2 separate regions of the Homo sapiens genome follow, and region 2 is linked to region 1. A link is an interaction called in ENCODE POLR2A ChIA-PET data of the cell type or tissue named here. Cell type or tissue: A673. All regions are shown on one strand.

Region 1 (5,000 bases):
AGCCTAAGGCACTGGCCTACAGGATTTATGAGATTCCCAAAGACACTCATTCTCACAGAGCTCTTAGAAGGTTCCAGAGGGACACAGTTCTCTTCTGTTGGCAGCAGGGAGCAAGCAAGTACTTTTCTTACTGGAGCTACTGGTATGTGGAGCATTGTGTGTAAGCGTCCCTTCCCAGGGTGTCACTTTAGACAGCGAAGGAAACTGTCTTCTCTCTGCAGCCTGGAGAAGCAAGCTGCATGGAGCCAGGAGGAGGAGGAGAGAGGCCTTTCAGTGTATCCTGTGCAAACTTGCAGTCCGGGCAGGACTTTCCTTCTGGCTGGCTCTTCTCTGGCCCTGAGGCCGGGTGCAATTTCTGGTCTCCTTGCTAAACAAACCAGCAGTCACTTGCTCCCGCGTGTCCCTTCTGCCAGGCTCTCAGCTCGGGTCTGTTTCTCTTTCCCTTGAGGCAGCAGAATAGAAAGTCCCATGAACTTGCCCCTTGAGCCCTGACCTGAGATATTAGGTCAGGTTTCCACTTGCTGAAATCCAGAGCGTGGCTTTTAACCGTCTGAGCTTATTGTGAAGATGGCCGGCTGGTTTTCAAAGCCTTCTTTGAAGGCCTTTCTAGCCGATGTTGAAAAAGTAGGCCAATGAAATGGCCCGCAAGCAATAAATCCACAGGCCCAGCGGCATCCCTCGTCACGTTTCATCCCCATGCCTGTGACCCCAGGGACTTTCCACCTCTCCGAGGAAGCACTGAGCCATTTGCTTTGCCTTTCCAGAAAGCCATTGATCTGGTGACGAAAGCCACAGAGGAGGACAAAGCCAAGAACTACGAGGAGGCGCTGCGGCTGTACCAGCATGCGGTGGAGTACTTCCTCCACGCTATCAAGTGTGAGTCACACGAGGGGTCCTCAGGCTGCCGCACTCCAGAGGGGAGCGGAGGAGAGGGGGTGGCGCACGAGCCTCACAGGGGCCCCTCTGTGTTCCCTTTCACAGATGAGGCCCACAGCGACAAGGCCAAGGAGAGCATTCGAGCCAAGTGCGTGCAGTACCTAGACCGGGCCGAGAAGCTGAAGGATTATTTACGAAGCAAAGAGAAACACGGCAAGAAGCCAGTCAAAGAGAACCAGAGTGAGGGCAAGGGGTGAGTGTCTGCAGCGTCCGCCCAGGAACCTGGGCCCTCCTCACGGCTCCCTATCATTCCTGGCGCTCATGCTGCCTTGGACTTCCCTGTGGGAATGGTCCTCATAGTGCAGGGATGACAGTGCCAGCAGCTGCTTTCAGGGAGCATGGCCTGGAGCACTTCCATGTTCACCGTCTCATTGGATCTGACCCACAAGCCATGGGGAGAGGGGGAGCTTGGTGCAGATGGTAGAGCCTCTCAGGACGGGACCCCAGCTCTGTCACCTCCCAGCCTAGTGCCAGGACCCCGTGTGCCTACCATCTCCACATCTTGGAAGTGGGGAGGTCGTGGAACTCACCTCCGAGCGTTGCCACAGGGAGCAGTGAGATGACGTGGGCAGTGCCCTTGGAGCTTGGCACACGAGAGCATGCAATGAGTGCCAGCTGCTGTGACTGTCAAAGAGTCACCTGCCTCCAACAGGTGGGGCGGCCGGCTCGGGTTAGGAGCCCTGCCGAGGTGGCACAGGATGGAACTTGGACCCCCAAAGCAGGGCGGGTGGCCCCGATTCCCCAGCCAGGGTCCTCTCCACAGCCTCTCACCTCAGGTACTGGGTTCGCCCACCACGGTGATCCCAGTCATATGAACACAAATGCTGGTGGTATCTCGGAGGCGTGGGAGGGGAAGTGAGGGGGTCCCCCAGGCAGGAGAGGGGTGGGTGGTGTCAGCTGCCTCACCAGAGGCGAGGCCTCCTCCTGGATGGAGGGTCTGCACCACGTTCCCATCCGCAGAGGGAGAGGTCTGGCGAGGCAGGGGTGGAGGCCAGGGATCTCCAATAAGGATTAAATCAAGTTTTGAGGATGACAGATTCCATCCAGGGAGGAAGTAGCCCTGGGGTGACAGTGGCTGCGTTCTCCCCAGGAGTTCCCTTTCGATTTCGGTTTTGCTTTCTCCTCTGTCCTTCGGCAGTGGCTGCTTTGGAGTCAGGGGCACATGCTGTCCCTGAGTCTCTACAAAAAGCTTCTGGTGCGGGGCATGGTGGCTCACACCTGTAATCCCAGCACTTTGGGAGGCCAACGCGGGCAGATCACTTGAGGTCAGGATTTCAAAACCAGCCTGGCCAACATGGTGAATCCCGTCTCTATTAAAAATACAAAAAAATAGGCCGGGCGCGGTGGCTCACGCCTGTAATCCCAGCACTTTGGGAAGCCGAGGCGGGCGGATCACGAGGTCAGGAGATTGAGACCATCCTGGCTAACACGGTGAAACCCCGTCTCCACTAAAAATACAAAATATTAGCCGGGCGTGGTGGCGGGCACCTGTAGTCCCAGCTACTCAGGAGGCTGAGGCAGGAGAATGGCGTGAACCCGGGAGGCGGAGCTTGCAGTGAGCCGAGATCGAGCCACTACACTCCAGCCTGGGCGACTGAGTGCGACTCTGTCTTAAAAAAAAAATTAGCCAGGCATTGTGGCATGTGCCTGTAATCCCAGCTACTCGGGAGGCTGACGCCAGAGAATTCAGAGAATTACTTGAACCCGGGAGGCGGAGATTGCAGTGAGCTGAGATGGAGATTGTGCCATCGCACTCCAACCTGGGCACCATCTCAAAAAAAAAAAAAAAAAAAAAAGAAGCTTCTGGCAGCTGCATTGTTTGACTGGCTTTTTTTTTTTTTTTTCCCCCAGACAGGGCTTCACTGTCTCCCAGGCTGGAGTGCAGTGGTGCGATCTTGGTTAACTGCAACCTCTGCCTCCCAAGTAGCTGGCACCATAGGTGCGTGCCACCATGCTTGGCTAATTTTGTGTTTTTTGTAGAGACAAGATCTCGCTGTTTCCCAGGCTGGTCTCAAACTCCTGGGCTCAAGCGATCCTCCCGCCTCAGCCTCCCAGAGTGCTGGGATTACAGGGGTGAGCCACCGCACCCAGCCTGGGCTGTGAGAGCCACTGCAGGTGGCCTCCCAGAGTATGAGGTGTGAGTCACCGCACCTGGCCTGGGCTGCTCTTTAAGTCCAGCTGAAGCACATTTCCCTTACGGCCTTCAGGAGAGGGCCGACCCGGATTCCCATCTGCTCCGCGAAGAAACAGGGCGGGTTATAGGAGTGTTTGCTGGGGGGGTCCTGAAGTGAGCTGCTGAGAGCATTGGCCCAAATGTCCCTGAAGTACTTGCTTGAGTCACACGGCACTGTTAAGCCAGGAAGGCTTCGTTCCTTAACCAGTGTGCAGGCAGCGGAGCCTGGACTTGCTGGGAGCACCTCTGTGCTCCAGGCTGAAGGGCCAGCTTGTGACTTTCCGTCTCCCTTCCCAGCAGTGACAGTGACAGTGAAGGGGATAATCCGGAGAAAAAGAAACTGCAAGAACAGCTGATGGGTAAGTGGCTCGCGGCCCTGTGGCAGCGGCAGGGGATGAGAGTGGGTCCGCTGCTGGGTTGGCTCATGCCCCTTGGCCGGGCCCGGGCCCGGGCCGGCCTCCCTCTCGCAGGTGCCGTCGTGATGGAGAAGCCCAACATACGGTGGAACGACGTGGCCGGGCTGGAGGGGGCCAAGGAGGCCCTCAAAGAAGCTGTCATTTTGCCAATCAAATTCCCACACTTGTTCACAGGTGAGAGTTGAGCCATTTCAAACCCCAATGTAAAAATTCCAGGCTTCCGCAGGGCTGGCACTCCGAGGCACCCGGGAGTCAGTGGCGACTCAGCCCCCGGGGCCTGCAGAGGGCCAGGCCTGGCTGCTCGCTGGTGTCCACAACACTGCTGTGGCTGGAGCTATGAGATGACGATCACGTCACAGGGTGGGGGCAGGATCAGGAAGCAGTGCCAGCCGGTGTCACTGTGCAAGGTCATGGGGTCATAGCAGGGGCACTGTGCAAGGTCATGGGGTCATAGCACAGGGCACAGCAGGGAATGTAGCTCCCATCACTTGTTTGCCAGTAGAGTCCGTTGTTTCACAGAATGCCCTGTTTTACTGTATGTATGGGACTCGAGACCCTCTGCTTTTCCTATTCCTTTCCCCAGTCAGGAGGCCTAACTTCTGTGGTTCTCTGTTGCAGGCAAGCGCACCCCCTGGCGGGGGATTCTGCTGTTCGGACCCCCTGGCACAGGGAAATCCTACCTGGCCAAAGCCGTGGCAACAGAGGCCAACAACTCCACCTTCTTCTCTGTGTCCTCCTCAGATCTGATGTCCAAGTGGCTGGGGGAGAGTGAAAAGTAAGTCGGCCACCAGGCCATGCTCTGCCAGCAGCCCCGGCACTGCTAGTGACCCAGCGGCCCACCCTGTGGAGTCACCTCTCAGAGGAGTGGTTTGGTTTTCAGGGAGGGTACCCAAGAGCAGTGTGTCGCTAGCTTATCGGCTGGGACACAGTCCCAACAAAGACAAGTGAAGGTGGAAGGGACCTGGGAGAGGTGAAGTGCTCCACAAGAGAAGGGAAAGGAAGTGAGGATATTTTTGGGGTCTGGGTTGCGGTCCCTGTTGGGGCAGTGTGTGGGGGACATGGTTCCCCACACTGACTCCTGTTTTGCGTGTGATGAGACGGGCTCGGAAGAAGGGGACTGACGTGTTGTAAGTGCAGAGCTAGCGCATGGGGCTCCTGGGATTGAGGCTCTGCGTTTGGGGCTGACACCAAGGTGTGCTCCTCCTCTTGGTGCAGTGTGGCCCGAGGGCTCCTCACCACCACGTTTTCCGCAATTCCGGCATGACCGTGGCCTGCGCCTCCCTGTGGGAAGGGTGAGAAGAGGGAAGTGCCGGGAGCCCAGGCGGGCACGGACGTGAACGTCTTGTCCTCACCCCCTTTCTCACCTTCACAGGCTGGTCAAGAACCTGTTTGAGCTGGCCAGGCAGCACAAGCCCTCCATCATCTTCATCGATGAGGTGGATTCCCTCTGCGGGTCCCGAAATGAAAATGAGAGT
Region 2 (5,000 bases), 51 kb after region 1:
AGACTGACTTGGATTAAAAATCCAAAGCCCATCTTTGCCACTTTTAGCTGTGTGACTTCAGGTGAGCTAAGAACTTTTCTGAGCCCTTCTCCTCTGTGTAATGGGGCTAATATATCATCACCTCACAGAGTGAGGATTGTAGTGACTCAGTAAGATGATACATGAAAGTGCTCTGCCCCCAGAAAGCACTTCATCAACAACGGCTTTTCTTCCCTTTAAAGGACAAATGGGATTTGGACAAGCAATGATGAAGGGATGACGGTCCACTGTGGGGAATGAGAGGAAGCAAAAGTACAGTGGTAGAAACAAACAACATGTTCCAGAGAGCAAGCAGGCCAGTCTGCCTGGAGGGAGGATCCACCACAGGACACAAAGGGAAGCAAAACTCAAAGCCAGGATGAGAATCACAATGGGGAGCAAAATTAAAGTATTCTAGCCACTGCCCCACAGTACCTAGCAGGACATGGGAGATTAGTAAGTATTCACTGAACTTGCCAAGTCTCAAATGCTCAGAAGGGTGCAAAATTATACATATTCATCAGTCTCTTTTTAAGGGTCAAAGTATAATGTGGCCCAATGCAAACAAATTTCTTTTAACACACAAGACTAATGTTTAGAAGTCAAGACACTCAGATGTTTGCTAAAAATGAAAGCAGCGATGAGTAGGAGGCTCTGAAACCTTTCCATTCCCACTCATGCCCTAGTGCAAGGCTTGGAAGCCCACATGCGGGGCTTCAGAACCGGCAGGGATGGCTACGTCGTCACTGGCCACTCCTGCGTCAAGTTCTAGCAGTCTGAGCAAGCCTTGGTGGTGAGTAACTTAGCTGAAAGTTACTTCATTCACGGAAGTAATACCAGGCCCAACCAGGACCACCAACCAGCCCCAAAATTTCTACAAAGAAGGTCTTCATACTTGGGATTCTTCTCTCCAGGGAGGGGTTGGTTGAGAACGGTGGGCTTGGATGGTGGCGCTGAAGCGGCCTCCTGGGAGGAGTTGAGGCCTGCGCTGGGCTCAGTACTCTGGCTGTCCTCCTCCAAGACCAATCTGCTTATTGTCATGCGCTTGTTCTTGGGCTGCAGTTCCGAGCCACCCTCACCGTCAGCCGGGGCTGAACTTTCGTTTTCATCTTTTCTGGGTCTCTTGTTTTTGAGGGCTGGTGATGCTGGGAGAGCTTGAGTAGGAAGAACCAGATCCTTCTGGTCCAGTTTTGCAAAGGCTGCCTCAGAATCCTGTGCACCAGACAGAGTCTTGAAAGCTGCTTTCAGAGTCATCATTCCAATGGTGGTTGGAGGATTCCGTAGCTGCCTGCAAATCAAGCATAGGCACAAAGATGTTTTTCACCACTGATGATGCTCATCCAAACAGCCACAACTTTTTTGAAGTTTGAAGCTTCAAATTCCAGTTGAGGAGGCTTTAAATGTGATATGTAAGTTGTATTATGAATTTAAAACTCCAAGTTAGAGAACCTTTATTTTACTTCTCATTTTATTTTTAGAGATAGGGTCTGGGTCTGTCCTAGACAGTAGATAGGACAGAGAGATAGGATACAGTGGCACAAACACAGCTCACTGTATCCTAGAACTCCTGGGCTCAAGCGATCCACCCACCTCGGCCTCCCAAAGTGCTGGGATTACAGGCGTGATCCACCACACCCGGCCTACAACACACTTAAGAGCAGGATCTTGAGAATTCTCAGAGTAAAAGGCATGCCACACAGTCTTGGAACAATGAGAAACTGCCTTTTAAAAATAAAGTTCATCTATCATTTGGAACAGTTAGTATGCTTTAGGGAAAAACTGTTAGGAGAGGGGGCAAACTGGCAGCCTGCAGGCCAAATCCATCTGGCAGCCTGTCTTGTTGTCTAACCAACATGAAAAAAAATTTTTTAAGTGGATCAACTGTTAACATCCAAAAACTGGGAAATCTCATGGAAAACCCTGGACATCTCATACAAAAATCTGAGCACCTGAAGCCTGAGCATCCTTGGATACTCCCACAGAGCAACAACCACAAGAAGCTGAAAAGCACATCCCCTGGTTCCCAGCCCCATGCTCTCAGCCTAGGTCCACTTTGTTCCTTTAGGTTTCCTAACCGGCCCTCAAAGGGCATCTAAGCTTGTGACCCCTGCTTTAGGAACTGGTTTTGGGATTCGACTCACAGATCTGAGCAGTGCTTCCTGAATGTATTAAGAGATTAGGTGTCCACAAGAAAAGTACTGAGTCAATACGGGGGAGGCAAGGAGAGAGAAATGGTGAAAGAGCCTTTGAGGAATGGCCAGTCAGGAAGTTGTCAGGGACCCCAGGCATCCTGTTTCCTTATCTTCCCAGGGTGTGCAGTCTCCCCCAGTGCCTTGTATGAGTAACCTCGTAACACGTTAGTAGGTCGGAGTGCTGAGAGGAACTGATCCTGGCCTAAGGAGGAGACTGCTTCCAGCGACCACCCTAGTGTTTTACCCAAGATCACAAGAGAGCATCTTTTTACCTTGCGGGTTCTCTGGGTGGCTTTTCCACAGGCCCTGGTGCTGGCTGTTTATCTTCCTTCCCTGTACTTGAGGCAGCGGACTCAGATTTCAAAGCCTTTTTGGCCATCTGGGAAAGGAAGGATGTCATCAGGAAGAAGAGGCCACAGAATTGCATTAATTCTCTGCTTCTTTCACCAAGAATATACTCAATATGCAAACAAGTTCACTTACAAATCCAATCTAGGCATAAAACGAAGGACATAAAATGGGAGAGAACTTGTAAGACTTATAAATCAAGCTTTTTTTATTCAAACTTAAGATAACTAATACATTTTTTTTGAGAGGGAGTCTTGCTCTGTCGCCCAGGCTGCAGCACAGTGGTGCAATCTCGGCTCACTGCAATCTCCACCTCCTGGGTTCAAGCAATTCTCCCATCTCGGCCTCCCAAGTAGCTGGGATTACAGGCGCCCACCACCATGTCCAGTTAATTTTTGTATTTTAGTAGAGACGGGGTTTCACCATGTTGGCCAGGCTGGCCTCGAACTCCTGACCTCAAGTGATCTGCCCGCATCAGCCTCCCATAGTGCTGGGATTACAGGCATGAGCCACCATGCCCGGCAATAAATGTTCATACTAATATCTTCCAGTTTGTGTATAGAATTTTTATAACTGTTTCTACAAATGTTTTGCCTTATTAACAACTGTTTGAGAATCCTTATCTATATAACACAAAGAGCCCTGAGTAGGCTAATCAGGGCTCTTTGTGTTATATAGATAAGGATAGTTTCCAGTTACCTGGAATGGAAAGGAAAGGACCCTAGGCCAGGCTCAACTATCTTGACACCTGCTGCCTGAATATCCCAAACTACCTGCTTATAAATAATCTGAGATTTGCCAAACGACTGCTAAGATCATGGACACTATCCTAATATGGGCCTGGCAGATCTGTTACGAGACAGAATATTTTCCACATTCTCAAAGTCCTGGTTTCTTTTGCCCAGGCTGAAGTGCAGTGGCACAACCACAGCTCACTGGCAGCCTCAAGTGATCTTCCCACTTCAGCCTCCCAAGTAGCTGGGACTACAGGCACGCGCCACCACACCTGGCTAATTTTTGTATTTTCTGTAGAGAAGGGGTTTCACCATGTTGCCCAGGGTGGTCTTGAACTCCTAAGCTCAAGCAACCTGCCTGCCTTGGCCTCCCAAAGTGCTGGGATTACAGGTGTGAACCACTGTACTGGGCCAAAGTCCTGGTTTCAAAAACAAAACAAAACCACTCTCACTCAGTGTTCCTTCACCACAGTCTCCCATCTATGACAGCCTGGGTCTAGTTCTTCCCTATGCTGTCCTGAGCCTCACTGCTTCCATTCTTTTATCTCTTTGATCCAATTAAAGAATGTTTTCATTTGGCTTCTTTCAACTTTATACTTTCAGTGACACCTTTCTCCACACCATGCCTTCTTCCTGTTAGCAACTCCATCGTACCACATCTACCAAACCACCCTTCCTCCAAACTTAGTTCACAAGTCATCGCCTTTGGGAACCACCATCGATTGCAAGTGAATGTTCTACTTCAACCATGGCAGATTAACCATGTGTAAAGGAGATAAAAATGGCAGATGAGGGAGACCAGGTGTGTTCCATTTGCCTCTGCCAGTATCTCTGCTTTTGTATTATTTATTTATTTATTTTTTGAGACGGAGTCTTGCTCTGTTGTCCAGGCTGGAGTGCAATGGCGCAATCTTGGCTCACTGCAATCTCCATCTCCTGGGTTCAAGCGATTCTCCTGCCTCAGCCTCCAAAGTAGCTAGGATTACAGGTGCCTGCCACCACGCCCAGCTAATTTTTATATTTTTAGTAGAGATGGGGTTTCACCATGTTGCTCAGGCAGGTCTCGAACTCCTGACCTCAGGTGATCCACCCCCCTGGGCCTCCCAAAGTGCTGGGATTACAGGCGTGAGCCATTGCGCCTGGCCTGCTTTTGCATTTTTAAGGCATTTAATTAAGAAAGCTAGTGCATACAATTCAATGTCTTTTTCACACATCAACTCTTTTCACTTCAGATATTCTGATTCCCCGCACATCCTCAAGGGCACACCATGGTTATGGGAGAAGGGCCAAGGCGCACCGTGAGGAGGTAGGGCTCGGCGTCATCCAGGTGGCTCTCCAGGAAGCGCAGCATCTTCTGCTGGAAGGTCTCATATGAAAAGTTCTGGATAACAGGATGGGCCAAGTTCTTTTCTCGAATAATATTCAGGAGATCATTTCTCAGCTTCTACACAATGGACCGATATTTGCAACATGAGAAAGTAGAACTCCAGTAAAAATTCAATGATGATGAGGTGAGACAGACACTATGAGAACTTCTGCAATGCCGTCAATGCAAATCACTGGCACACATACAGGAAGGGAAGCCCAACACAAAGGATTGGTCAATAAATCAGGTTCAGCCACAGTGGGTTACTATGCAGCTATAAAAAACAGATAAAGAAGTTCCTTATATGCTAACATAGAATGATTCCAAGATATAATATTAAGT

Evidence for each region. Peaks named below come from ENCODE experiments on the same cell type or tissue, not always from the same donor. Only the 100,000 strongest peaks of a DNase experiment are listed, where the experiment ranks them.
Region 2: POLR2A ChIA-PET joins it to region 1 with 9 read pairs; 7 of 35 experiments call an interaction of 5 or more read pairs at or near these places.

Annotation. Positions count from the first base shown.
Region 1 is chr16:69,315,244-69,320,243 of GRCh38, forward strand. It overlaps VPS4A (vacuolar protein sorting 4 homolog A), which reads left to right. Exons shown (of 11, transcript NM_013245.3): 2 at 765-876; 3 at 982-1,129; 4 at 3,407-3,468; 5 at 3,580-3,699; 6 at 4,144-4,300; 7 at 4,898-5,000. Among named protein-coding and RNA genes, the nearest start is that of VPS4A, 6.4 kb to the left of the region's middle. RefSeq lists an enhancer at 133-1,332. In A673, no CTCF peak of the experiment used is centred here; a DNase peak (open chromatin) is centred at 2,038; H3K27ac peaks cover 1,079 bases.
Region 2 is chr16:69,365,894-69,370,893 of GRCh38, forward strand. It overlaps TERF2 (telomeric repeat binding factor 2), which reads right to left. Exons shown (of 10, transcript NM_005652.5): 5 at 4,590-4,736; 6 at 2,483-2,589; 7 at 914-1,306. Among named protein-coding and RNA genes, the nearest start is that of TMED6, 17 kb to the left of the region's middle. In A673, no CTCF peak of the experiment used is centred here; no DNase peak of the experiment used is centred here.